Regions from separate parts of the Homo sapiens genome. Here region 1 is linked to region 2. Evidence: read pairs that join two places in POLR2A ChIA-PET (ENCODE). Cell type or tissue: B cell. All regions are shown on one strand. Links, peaks and the distances in the headings refer to the core of each region. The heading gives the core; the rest is flanking DNA. Region 1 overlaps GPR107 (G protein-coupled receptor 107). Region 2 overlaps FNBP1 (formin binding protein 1).

Region 1 (5,381 bases), core at 236-5,235, 50 kb after region 2:
CGCAGCAGTGTGTGGTCAAGCCCAGCACACTGGGCTTTGTCTTGGGAGTGTAGAAAAGAGCTTGCTTGGCCGGGCGCGGTGGCTCATGCCTGTAATCCCAGCACTTTGGGAGGCCGAGGCAGGCAGATCACGAGGTCAGGAGATCGAGACCATCCTGGCTAACACGATGAAACCCCGTCTCTACTAAAAATACAAAAAAATTAGCCGGGTGTGGTGGCGGGCGCCTGTAGTCCCAACTACTCGGGAGGCTGAGGCGGGAGAATGGCGTGAACCCAGGAGGCGGAGCTTGCAGTGAGCCGAGATGGCGCCACTGCACTCCAGCCTGGGCGACAGAGCGAGACTCCGTCTCCAAAAAAAAAAAAAGAGCTTGGTTATGGCAGCCAAGAGCTTACTCAAGCTGACTTGGATGGAAGGACAATAGGAAGAGAGCTGGGAGAATGTGACACTGAGGGAGATAGTGTTGATACATTTAGTGTCCTTTTAAATCTTTCTTCCCTCTTATGTATGCAGAGAGAGTTCTAGTATAATGAGACTGTGCTGTGTACGCAGAAAGGTTGAGACTACTGAGCTAATAATGATAACTGTTTTGAGCTTATTTGGGGAAAATGAAGTGTCCTATAAAATCCAAATATTAAGTGATAGTAATAGCTGCTTGTTATTAAAGCATCTGTGATAAGTCAGAGACTGTGCTAAATATTTGATGCTTTTTATTCGACTCCTCGTAGCAGCCCCTTGAGATAGATGTTATTATCCCTGCTTTATAACTTAAGAAAATGGAGCTCTGGTTAAATAAGTGGAGGAGTCAGAGTTTGAACCCAGGTTAGCGCACCTTCCATTTTACCTGCACTGGGTAAGCTTCCAGTGCCTAAAGCCCTCAGTGACTGTCTGAGAAGACAGCCCGTTTGCCAGCAGCTCAGTCTTCTGTGTAGTTCTTCTCTCACTTCATGTGCTTAGCTGGTGGATTTTTGTTATGTGAGTGAATTTGACCCCATTCCATTTGTGAATTGCTATGTATGTGCAATGAGCCAAGAATTATAATATTAAACTTCTTAGGTTAGTTTCTCCTACCACTAATAGAAGGCAGCTAATGACTGGTAGTCCCCCCCCACCGCCCCCTTTTTTTTTTTTGAGACAGTCTCACTCTGTCATCCAGGCTGGAGTGCAGTGGTCTAATCTTGGCTCACTGCAACCTTTGCCTCCCAAGTCCAAGTGATCCTCCTGCCCCAGCCTCCCAAGCAGCTGGGATTACAAGCGGGCGCCACCACGCCTGGCTAATTTTTGTATTTTCAGTAGAGATGAGGTTTCACCATATTGGCCAGGCTCAAACTTCTGACTTCAAGTGATCCTCCCACCTCAGCCCCCCAAAGTGCTGGGATTACAGGTGCGAGCCATCGAGCTCAGCCATGATTGGTAGTCTTATTCTTGTTTTCTTTTTTTTTTTTTTCTGTATTAGTAGAGAAATTGCTTGTGGTGCCTGAAGGTACTTTTTGCTTACCTTTTGGATCTGATTTTTGTTTTGATCAGTGGTCACAAATTCAAGATGCGGTTAGAAGCCAGCTTGGTTTTGTAAGTCGGCTGGCTCAGTGAGACCGCAGGGGAAGGGGTAGCAGAAGAGCACAGGCTCCTGCCACAGTGGCCCCTGCTCGTTGCTCCAGAGAATGGGTTCTTATTGTACTGGAACGTGGCCTACAAGCTCTGGATCTTGTGGCTTTTTTTTTCTTCTCTTTTTTTAAATAAGAGAAGCTGGAAATTCATGTTTTTACGCGGAATTCATTGGCAACTGATTCAAATTTAAAAACAAAAGTAAAACAAAACACTGTGTTAGCCATGTATAACATGTGGGTTAATATAAGTCTGTAGACCCCCAGTTGGTGAGGTGAAGCTAGCTCAGTTAAGTGTTACTGTATTTCTTATTTTCTAAAATTCAGTTTATAAGAAAAACTAAATTGAGGTATCATTACTCTATTTTTTTTATGACTGAAAGCAGTTTAATATGAAGTCGGTGCAGAAGTTCTGACATTTAGTTAAAATAGCAGAACTGTCAGTATAAAACAACCGTTTTTAAAGTGAGGAAGAAAAGAGCAAATACATCAAAACAGTATGTCCTCTTTTTTATTTTTTTTGAGACGAGGTTTTGCTTTGTCACCCAGGCTGGAGTGCTGTGGCGCAATCTTGGCTCACTGCAGCCTCCGCCTCCTGGATGGGTTCAAGTGATCCTCAGCCTTCTGAGTAGCTGGGACCACAGGTGCACACTGCCACACCCAGCTAATTTTTTGTATTTTTGGCAGAGATGGGGTTTCACCATGTTGCCCAGGCTGGTCTCAAACTCCTCAGCTCAAGTGATCTGCCTGCCTCGGCCTCCCAAAGTGCTGGGATTACAGGTGTGAGCCAGCGTGCCCTGCCCTAGGATATACTTTTTATTTGGTTGTAAAAAGTATGTGGTAGTTAAAAAAATAGATTTGGGACTTAATTCTGAGTTAGGTTACTGGCCCTGCCATCTACTAGCCTAATGATTTTATGCAAGTTTTAACTCTGAGCCTCTGTTTCCTCATCTACCAAATGGACATGTTTGAGGCTACTTGCCTCATAGAGTTGTAAGAACTTGAGGTGATGTATGAAGCTCTTAGTGTAGTACTGGAGACAAGGTCAAGTGCTTGCAGTCTCTGAAATCCTTGGTGAAACAGGCACCCTTTACCACGGTGTCAGTGCTAATGGAAATGATAGGCTGGAGTTTGAGAATGTAGCTGAACCTCCATTGCCTGTGTCAGTGCTAATGGAAATGATAGGGTGGAAGTGGAGAAGGTAGCTGTATCTCCATTGCTTGTATCTGGTATTGTTATCCTCATGCTGCTTTGTCACATCCTCCTCGCTTGTACTTTCTTCAGTCTCAAGATATCTATGCCTCTATGACTTTTATAGTGAGGTATAGTTTACGAAGTCACTTCCATACATATCTTATTTGACATGACACGATAGCTTAAAATGGAGGTGGGGAACAGGTTAGGTGAAGGTCCTACAGATATTATTGGCAACAGTACTTTCTTTCTTTTTATTTTATTTATTTTTTGAGACAGAGTCTCACTCTGTCACCCATGCTGGAGTGCAGTGGCACGATCTCAGCTCACTGAAAACTCTGCCTCCCGGGTTCAAGCGATTCTCTTGCCTCAGCTTCTCTAGTAGCTGGGACTACAGGCATGCACCACCACACCCGGCAAATTTTTGTATTTTTAGTAGAGATGGGGTTTCATCATGTTGGCCAGGCTGGTCTCAAACTGACCTAAGGGTATCTGCCCACCTTGGCCTCCCATCGTGCTGAGATTACAGGCATAAGCCACCGTGCCTGGCCTCTTTTTTTTTTTTTTTTTTTTTTTTTTTAAATTTTTTTGAGACAGGGTCTTGCTCTGTTGCCCAGGCTGGAGTGCAGTGGCATGATCTTGGCTCATTTGGCCTCGTGGGCCCAAACTGTCCTCCCACCTCAGCCTCTTGAGTAGCTGGGACCATAGGCTTGCACCACCACACCCGGCTAATTTTTTTTTTTTTTTTTTGGTAGAGATGGGTTTTCACCATGTTGCCCAGGCCGGCCTTAAAATACGGGGCTCAAGTGATCCTTCTGCATTAGCCTCCTGAGTAGCTAGCATCACAGGCACCTGCTATTACTCCTGGCTATTTATTTATTATTTATTTTGAGACAGAGTCTCGCTCTTTCGCCCAAGCTAGAGTGCGGTGGCGTGATCTCGGCTCACTATAAGCTCCGCCTCCCAGGTTCAAGTTATTCTCCTGCCTCAGCCTCCCACGTAGCTGGGATTACAGGCATGTGTCACCATGCTTGGCTACTTTTTGTATTTTTTGTAGAGATGAGGTTTCGCCATGTTGGCCAGGAGGGCCTCAAACTCCAGACCTCAGGTGAACCACCTGCCTTGACCCCCCAAAGTGCTGGGATTACAGGCGTGAGCCACCGCGCCTAGCCAAAAAGAAAAAGTTGAAAGGATATATATTTGCCCTTATTTATGAAAGACTTGAAAGAAATTCACGAAAGTATAAAAAAGTCAGTGCCAGTGGGATTGTGGGTAACAATTTTTTTTTCTTTTTTTCTTTTTTTTGGAGATAGCCTTGCTTTGTCTCCCAGGCTGGAGTGCAGTGGTGTAATCATAGCTCACAGTAGCCTCAAACATCTGGGCTCAGGGGATCCTCCATCTCAGCATCCCCAGTAGCTGTGGCTACAGTTGCATGCCACCACGCCTGGCCAAATTTTAAAATGTTTTGTAGAGGTGGGGGTCTTTCTGTGTTGCCCAGGCTGGTCTTGAACTCCTGTCCTCAAGTGACCCTCCCACCTCAGCCTCCCAAAGTGTTGGGATTATAGATGAGAGTCACCAGGCCCAGTCCTAACTTTTTTTTTTTCTTTTTTTTTTTTTTTTTTGAGACAGAGTCACACTCTGTGGCGCAGGCTGGAGTGCAGTGATGCAGTCCCAGCCCACTGCAGCCTCGACATCCTGGGCTAAAGCAATCGTCCCACTTCAGCCTCCTGAATAGCTAGGATGCCACCACAACTGGCTAATTTTTTTTTTTTTTTTTGCTAGAGATGGGGTTTCTCTGTTGCCTAGGGTGGTTTCAAACTCCTGGGCTCAAGCAGTCTGCCTGCCTCAGTCTCCCAAAATGTTGGGATTATAGGCGAGAGCCACCTCGCCTGGCCCCTCACCCTTTTTTTTTCTATCAAATGTTACTGAATATAGCTTTTTACATTTAATGTTGTATCATGATTACTTTCCCTTGTTAGGAAATGATAATGTGAAAATGGCTCTCATATCAGATCTAGTTTGAAGCCCCAGCTTTATTAGCTATAGTCTGCTTGGCCTCAGGTAGTCATTTCTCCTCTGAACTGGTGTCTTCATCGCTACCGTGGGGCTGCTTCTCTTAACCACACTGAGCTGAGCGAGGGTCAGAAATCATAGGTAAAGCCCTTGGCACATAACCTAGTTCTTGGAAGACTCTGAAAACTGGGAGTTGTGATGCTGTTGTTATTATCATTATTATTATTATTACTATTTTTGTTTTGTTTTGTTTTTTGCGATAAAGTCTTGCTCTTGTCCCCCAGGCTGGAGTGCAATGGTGCAATCTCCGCTTACTGCAACCTCTGCCTCCCAGGTTCAGGCGATTCTCCTGCCTCAGCCTCCCAAGTAGCTGGGATTAACAGATGCCTGCCAGCAAGCCTGGCTTATTTTTGTACTTTTAGTAGAGACGGGGTTTCACCATGTTGGCCAGGCTGGTCTCAAACTCCTGACCTCAGGTGATCCGTCCGCCGCGGCCTCCCAAAGTGCTGGGATTACAGGCGTAATCCAGCCTTATTATTATTATTTTTGAGACAGTCTTGCTCTGTTTCCCAG
Region 2 (5,381 bases), core at 240-5,239:
TTTCTAGCCTGTGGTCAGAGTTGGTTTTGTTCACATACGTAGTTTATTATGTTGGGTTTCAGGAATGTGCCAGTGACTCTGCAAGGTGCTGGGGATGTAACTGTGAACAGAAGAGTCCCCTGATCTCATGGAGCTGTTAAAAATGTCATTTGGCAGAGCAGGGTGGCTCATGTCTATAATGACAACACTTTGGTAGGCTGAGGTGGGAGAATCACTTGAGCACAGGAGATTGAGACCAGCCTCAGCAACATAGCAAGACCCCATCTCTTTTAAAAAAAAGGTAATTTATGAAGAGCATGCAATAACGTGAGAATTTTACCTATTAAAAAATAATTCAATCATACCATAAGGAGTTCTTCAAGTCCCTGAGATCAGCTGCAAAAAAAAGCTAAAAGTCTCTAGTACATGGCTGCCTTCCCTAAGCTGTTGCCAAAGAATGTGAGATATCTAAGTGTTTATATACCTATAAACCTAGCACAAGTGTTTTCTTTTCATTAATTATACACGGGTAGTTGGTTCTACTTAATAACTGAACAGTATTCAGCTTTAAAAAATAAACATTAACAGATATTTCAAAGAAATCCCACCATGTTTGGCTCTATTTTTAAGTGGCTTTAAATTATTTGTTGCTTCATCTCATTTCAATGTTTTGAGCTCCTATTTCTGTTACAAATTTCTTCTAGGCAAATGTGAATGTAATTAACACACTAATATCATGTTTTAAAAACAAATCCAGGCTGGGTGCGGTAGCTCACGCCTGTAATCTCAGCACTTTGGGAGGCCAAGGCAGGAGGATCACTTGAGGTTGGGAGTTCAAGACCAGCCTGGCCAACATCGCGAAACCCAGTCTCTACTAAAAATACAAAAATTACCCAGGTATGGTGGTGGGTGCCTGTAGTCCCAGCTACTCTGGAGGCTAAGGCAGGAGAATCACTTGAACCCGGAAGGCAGAGGTTGCAGTGAGCTAAGATCGCACTACTGCACTCCAGCCCGGGTGACAGAGTGAGACTCCATCAAAAAAATAAAAAACAATGGACATCATGGTCTGGTCTAACGTGGTTTTTTTTTTTTTTTTTTTTTACCTCCCCAATACAACACTCTTCTTTTTTTTTTTTTTTTGAGACAGAGTTTCACTCTGTCGCCCAGGCTGGAGTGCAGCGGTGCAATCTCGGCTCACTGCAAGCTCTGCCTCCTGGGTTCATGCCCTTCTCCTGCCTCAGCCTCCCAAGTAGCTGGGACTACAGGCACCTGCCACCACGCCTGGCTAATTTTTTAATATTTTTAGTAGAGACAGAGTTTCACTGTGTTAGCCAGGATGGTCTCGATCTCCTGACCTTGTGATCCACCCACCTCGGCCTCCCAAAGTGCTGGGATTACAGGCCTGAGCCACTGGGCCCGGCTAATACTCTTCCCTTTTGTTTAAAAAAAAAAGTGTGTTTAAAGTGTGTGTGTGTGTGTATGTGTATATATATATCATACAATTTGCCATGTTAATCATTTTTAAGTGAATAGTTCTGTTGCATTAAGTACAATACTATTATTATTTCCATTTACCGATGAGGAAACTAACATAGCAGTGAAGTGACTTCACCCCTACTAGTAAGACAGAAACCCTGTGACAGGCATGCAGGCAGCCAGCTCTAGCGTCTCAGGCTGTAGAGCCTACAAACCTCCCTCTTCCTTGCAATAAAAGACTTGGTGTGACCAATAGTGCTGTAAATTTTTAGTTTACTCATTTGGGTATTTATTTATTTATTTATTTATTTATTTAGAGACAGTCTCACTCTGTCACCCAGGCTGGAGTGCACTGGTGCGTGATCTCAGCTCACTATGCTGCCCAGGCTGGTCTCGAACTCCTGACCTCAAGTCACCCGCCCATCTCTGCCTCCCAAAGTGCTGAGATTGCAGACATGAGCCACCATGTCCAGCCAAGATAGTCTACTTTTAAGTACAGTTGCTTATCACATAAAAAATAAGAATATAGTGTAGCTAAATTGTACAAGGAGAATTTCTACAAACTGTAAATTCTTGTTCCCTGAAAACCTGAAGTGGGGACTTTATTTTAAGCAAGCAAGAATCATCTTTTGCTAGCTAGAAACAGTAAAATAATATATCAAAAAAGATGATTAGGGCTGGGCACAGAGACTCACGCCTGTAATCCCAGCACTTTGGGAAGCCGAGGCAAGTGGATCGCCTGAGCTCATAAGTTCAAGACCAGCTTGGGCAATATGGTGAAACCCTGTCTCTACCAAAAATACAAAAAAATTAGCCGGGCATGGTGGCCTGCATCTGTGGTCCCAGCTACTCAGGAGGCCGAGGTGGGAGGATCGCTTGAGTCTGGGAGGCAGAGGTTGCAGTCAGCCAAGACTGCGTCAAGGCACTCCACTCCCGCCTGGATGAGAGTTAGACTTCCAGGAGACGGAGGTTGCAGTGAGCCGAGATCGCGCCACTGCACTCCAGCCTAGCGACACAGCAAGACTCTGTCTCAAAAAAAAAAAAAAAAAGATCAAATTGTTATATTTCTCCCCCAGATAAAAATGATCATAAGCCAGCCAAATGATTTTTTTTGGATTAAACTAACAATTAGATTGCATAGGTTTCATAAAAAGTCTTTATAGGTTCAATAGTGATGTCAGATGAAAGATACAACTTTGGAGTGATTTAAGAAAATATTTTGGAATATCAATTTTGTAACTTGCTGAAGTTTACAAAAATCAATGAGTGAACTTCCAAAAGCAGATCATCATGACTGCTCCATCTGGAACCAAAATCTGCCATATAAATTCAAATTTGGCAATAGTTAACTGGAAAGAAATAAATGATAACCACTCTTGCTTGTTTTGTTGTTTGTTTTGATCTTTGGAGTAATGGCTAGCCAGAGAGAAACCTCATTTTTTTCAAGTGGTCAAATGCATAATGCTTATTTTATTTACTTATTTATTATTTTTTATTTTCATTTTTTTGAAACGGAGTCTCGCTTCATCACCCAGGTTGGAGTGCCTCCCAAAGTGCTGGGATTACAGGCGTGAGCCACCGCGCCCGGCCCACAATGCTTATTTTATCTATGCAAACACTGGGCTATTTTCACAGGACCTCATTAGATTAAAAACAAAACAAAACAAAAAAGGCTACAGAACTTGAGAGTGGCTGCCATGGTCCCTTTTAAAGCTGTTCTAGCTGCTGATTTGCCTTTTAGGCAACAGAATGATGTTTAATCACATTTCTCAATGTGAATACTAAGAAGGAAATTCCTGTTGGCTGTCAAAACGCTACCATGATACAAATAGCATCAAAAGCAGTGACTCTGCCTAGGAAACAATGTGAATGATGTTCATTTTCATACCAACGACATAGATCTCATTTCATCAGAGGACTCCAGAATGGTCTTTTGACTTTTCTTTTTCGTTTCTTTTGAGATGGAGTCTAGCTTTGTAGCCCAGGCTGGAGTGCTGTAGCGCGACCTTGGCTCACTGCTTACCTCTGCCTCCAGGTTTCAAGTGATTCTTGTTGCCTCAGCCTCCCAAGTAGCTGGGATTACAGGCGCCCGCCACCACGCCCGGCTAATTTTTGTATTTTTAGTAGAGACAGGGTTTCACCATGTTGGTCAGGCTGGTCTCGAACTCCTGGTCTCAAGTGATCCACCCGCCTTGGCCTCCTAAAGTGCTGGGATTACAGGAGTGAGCCAGCGTGCCCAGCTTATTAGGCAATTTTTTTTCTTTTTGTTTTACTAAGTGCTGCCTATTTGAGAAAAGCAATACCATAACTTTAAAGCCACTGTTTCTGTAACACTTAAACTACTTCGCATCAACATAAAACCAAAAGGTACTAAGAATTTAGCAACAACAAAAGTTACCAATAGAAATAGAAAATTAATATGCTACGCCAACTCAGCGGAGACACAGTCCAATTCAAACCTTAAGTTTCTTGCACTGTGCTCTGAATGCCTTAACAGATTCAAGGGAGGTTAACATTCGAGAACTTTGAAAAGCTGCCATTTTTCTCATGTGGCAGGCAGCTTTCAGGCCTTCGTTCCCATTGCAGGAACAACGGGGAATGTAAAATGAGATGGCCCCGTTAGGTTGTGGTACTTAGACTTAGTGCCAACATCCTCTATCACTGAAACGAACTGAAATCCCTATGAAATACTCAGATCCCTGCCTCTGATTTTTAAAAAAACAAAACATCACTGCTGCTTGCTTGGTTGGTGAAAAACAGAAGAGAATAAAACATTTCTCCAAAACGTCAAATTGCTGGTTATTTTTTTCCAAGTACTTCTGATATAGGATAACAAAAAAAGTGGTCATTCAGAACAGGTGAGTTGTAGGCAATGACACATTAGTAGAGCAGTATCTAGAAATCTCATGCCTATTAAACTTAAGGACAGTTGTCAAGCCATTTCTTATCTATTTTTTGTGGCACCTAAATCAGTGCCTGGCACAATACATGTTTGTGGAAATGAATCACAACACAGGGAAACTGAATGATGTTTATAGTCCATCTAACTATAGTGGTTTAAAAAAAGAACCAAATAGTTATTTTCAGCCACATGCTGTAATTACTGTAAAGTATTTTTAAAAGTTCGCCTTGAACACTCACTGCAAATACCATTTTCTGCTACTTCAGCTTACTTCTCCCACGTGCCATGAGAAGTCTACCATTAGCCAACTTGACTAAAAGCCACTAAATACTGGTTTTAGTAGATAGCTTAATGACTGATTTGGTGGAAATTACTTTGCAGAAATAACAATTTCCAATTAATTATTTGAATTTAGTTTAATGTTGTGGGTGTATTTTAAAATAGCACCTAATATACTCTCATTACCTGTTTTGCAACAGGGAGTAAGTACACAGACAATCATTAAGGAGACTTCAAAAAAAAACACAGCAATCTTTCATTACTCAGGAGAAAATTTATAGATCCCGCTGAACCGTTAAAGATCAATTGTTTTATACAGCATTTGCATTGGCTTTTAAATTTCCAAACACCAAGGAGTGTCCATCCCAAATTAGCCCTTTGTCGTCTAAGAGATAGCTAAGATGCCCAGTACTAACCTGTTGTTTTTTCCTGAAACAAGGTCTTGCTCTGTTGCCCAGGCTGGAGTGTAGTGGTGCTATCTTGGCTCACTACAGCCTTGACCTCCTGGGCTCAGGTGATCCTCCCACCTAAGCCTCCCAAGTAGCTGGGACCACAGGTGCAGGCTACCATGCCTGGCTAACTTGTATTTTTGTAGAGACAAGGTCTCACCATGTTGGCCAGGCTGGTCTCAAACTCCTGGGCTCAAGTGATCCACCCGCCTCAGCCTCCCAAAGTGCTAGGATTACAGGCGTGAGCCATTGCACCCAGCCTCTTTCTCTTCTTTTTAATTTGAGGTGAAATTCAT

Evidence for each region. Peaks named below come from ENCODE experiments on the same cell type or tissue, not always from the same donor. Only the 100,000 strongest peaks of a DNase experiment are listed, where the experiment ranks them.
Region 1: POLR2A ChIA-PET joins it to region 2 with 9 read pairs; 12 of 35 experiments call an interaction of 5 or more read pairs at or near these places.

Annotation. Positions count from the first base shown.
Region 1 is chr9:130,066,637-130,072,017 of GRCh38, forward strand. All of the region lies in intron 1 of GPR107 (G protein-coupled receptor 107), which reads left to right. Among named protein-coding and RNA genes, the nearest start is that of GPR107, 15 kb to the left of the region's middle. In B cell, for the core only: no CTCF peak of the experiment used is centred there; no DNase peak of the experiment used is centred there; H3K27ac peaks cover 1,703 bases.
Region 2 is chr9:130,016,813-130,022,193 of GRCh38, forward strand. All of the region lies in intron 1 of FNBP1 (formin binding protein 1), which reads right to left. Among named protein-coding and RNA genes, the nearest start is that of FNBP1, 24 kb to the right of the region's middle. In B cell, for the core only: no CTCF peak of the experiment used is centred there; no DNase peak of the experiment used is centred there; H3K27ac peaks cover 4,809 bases.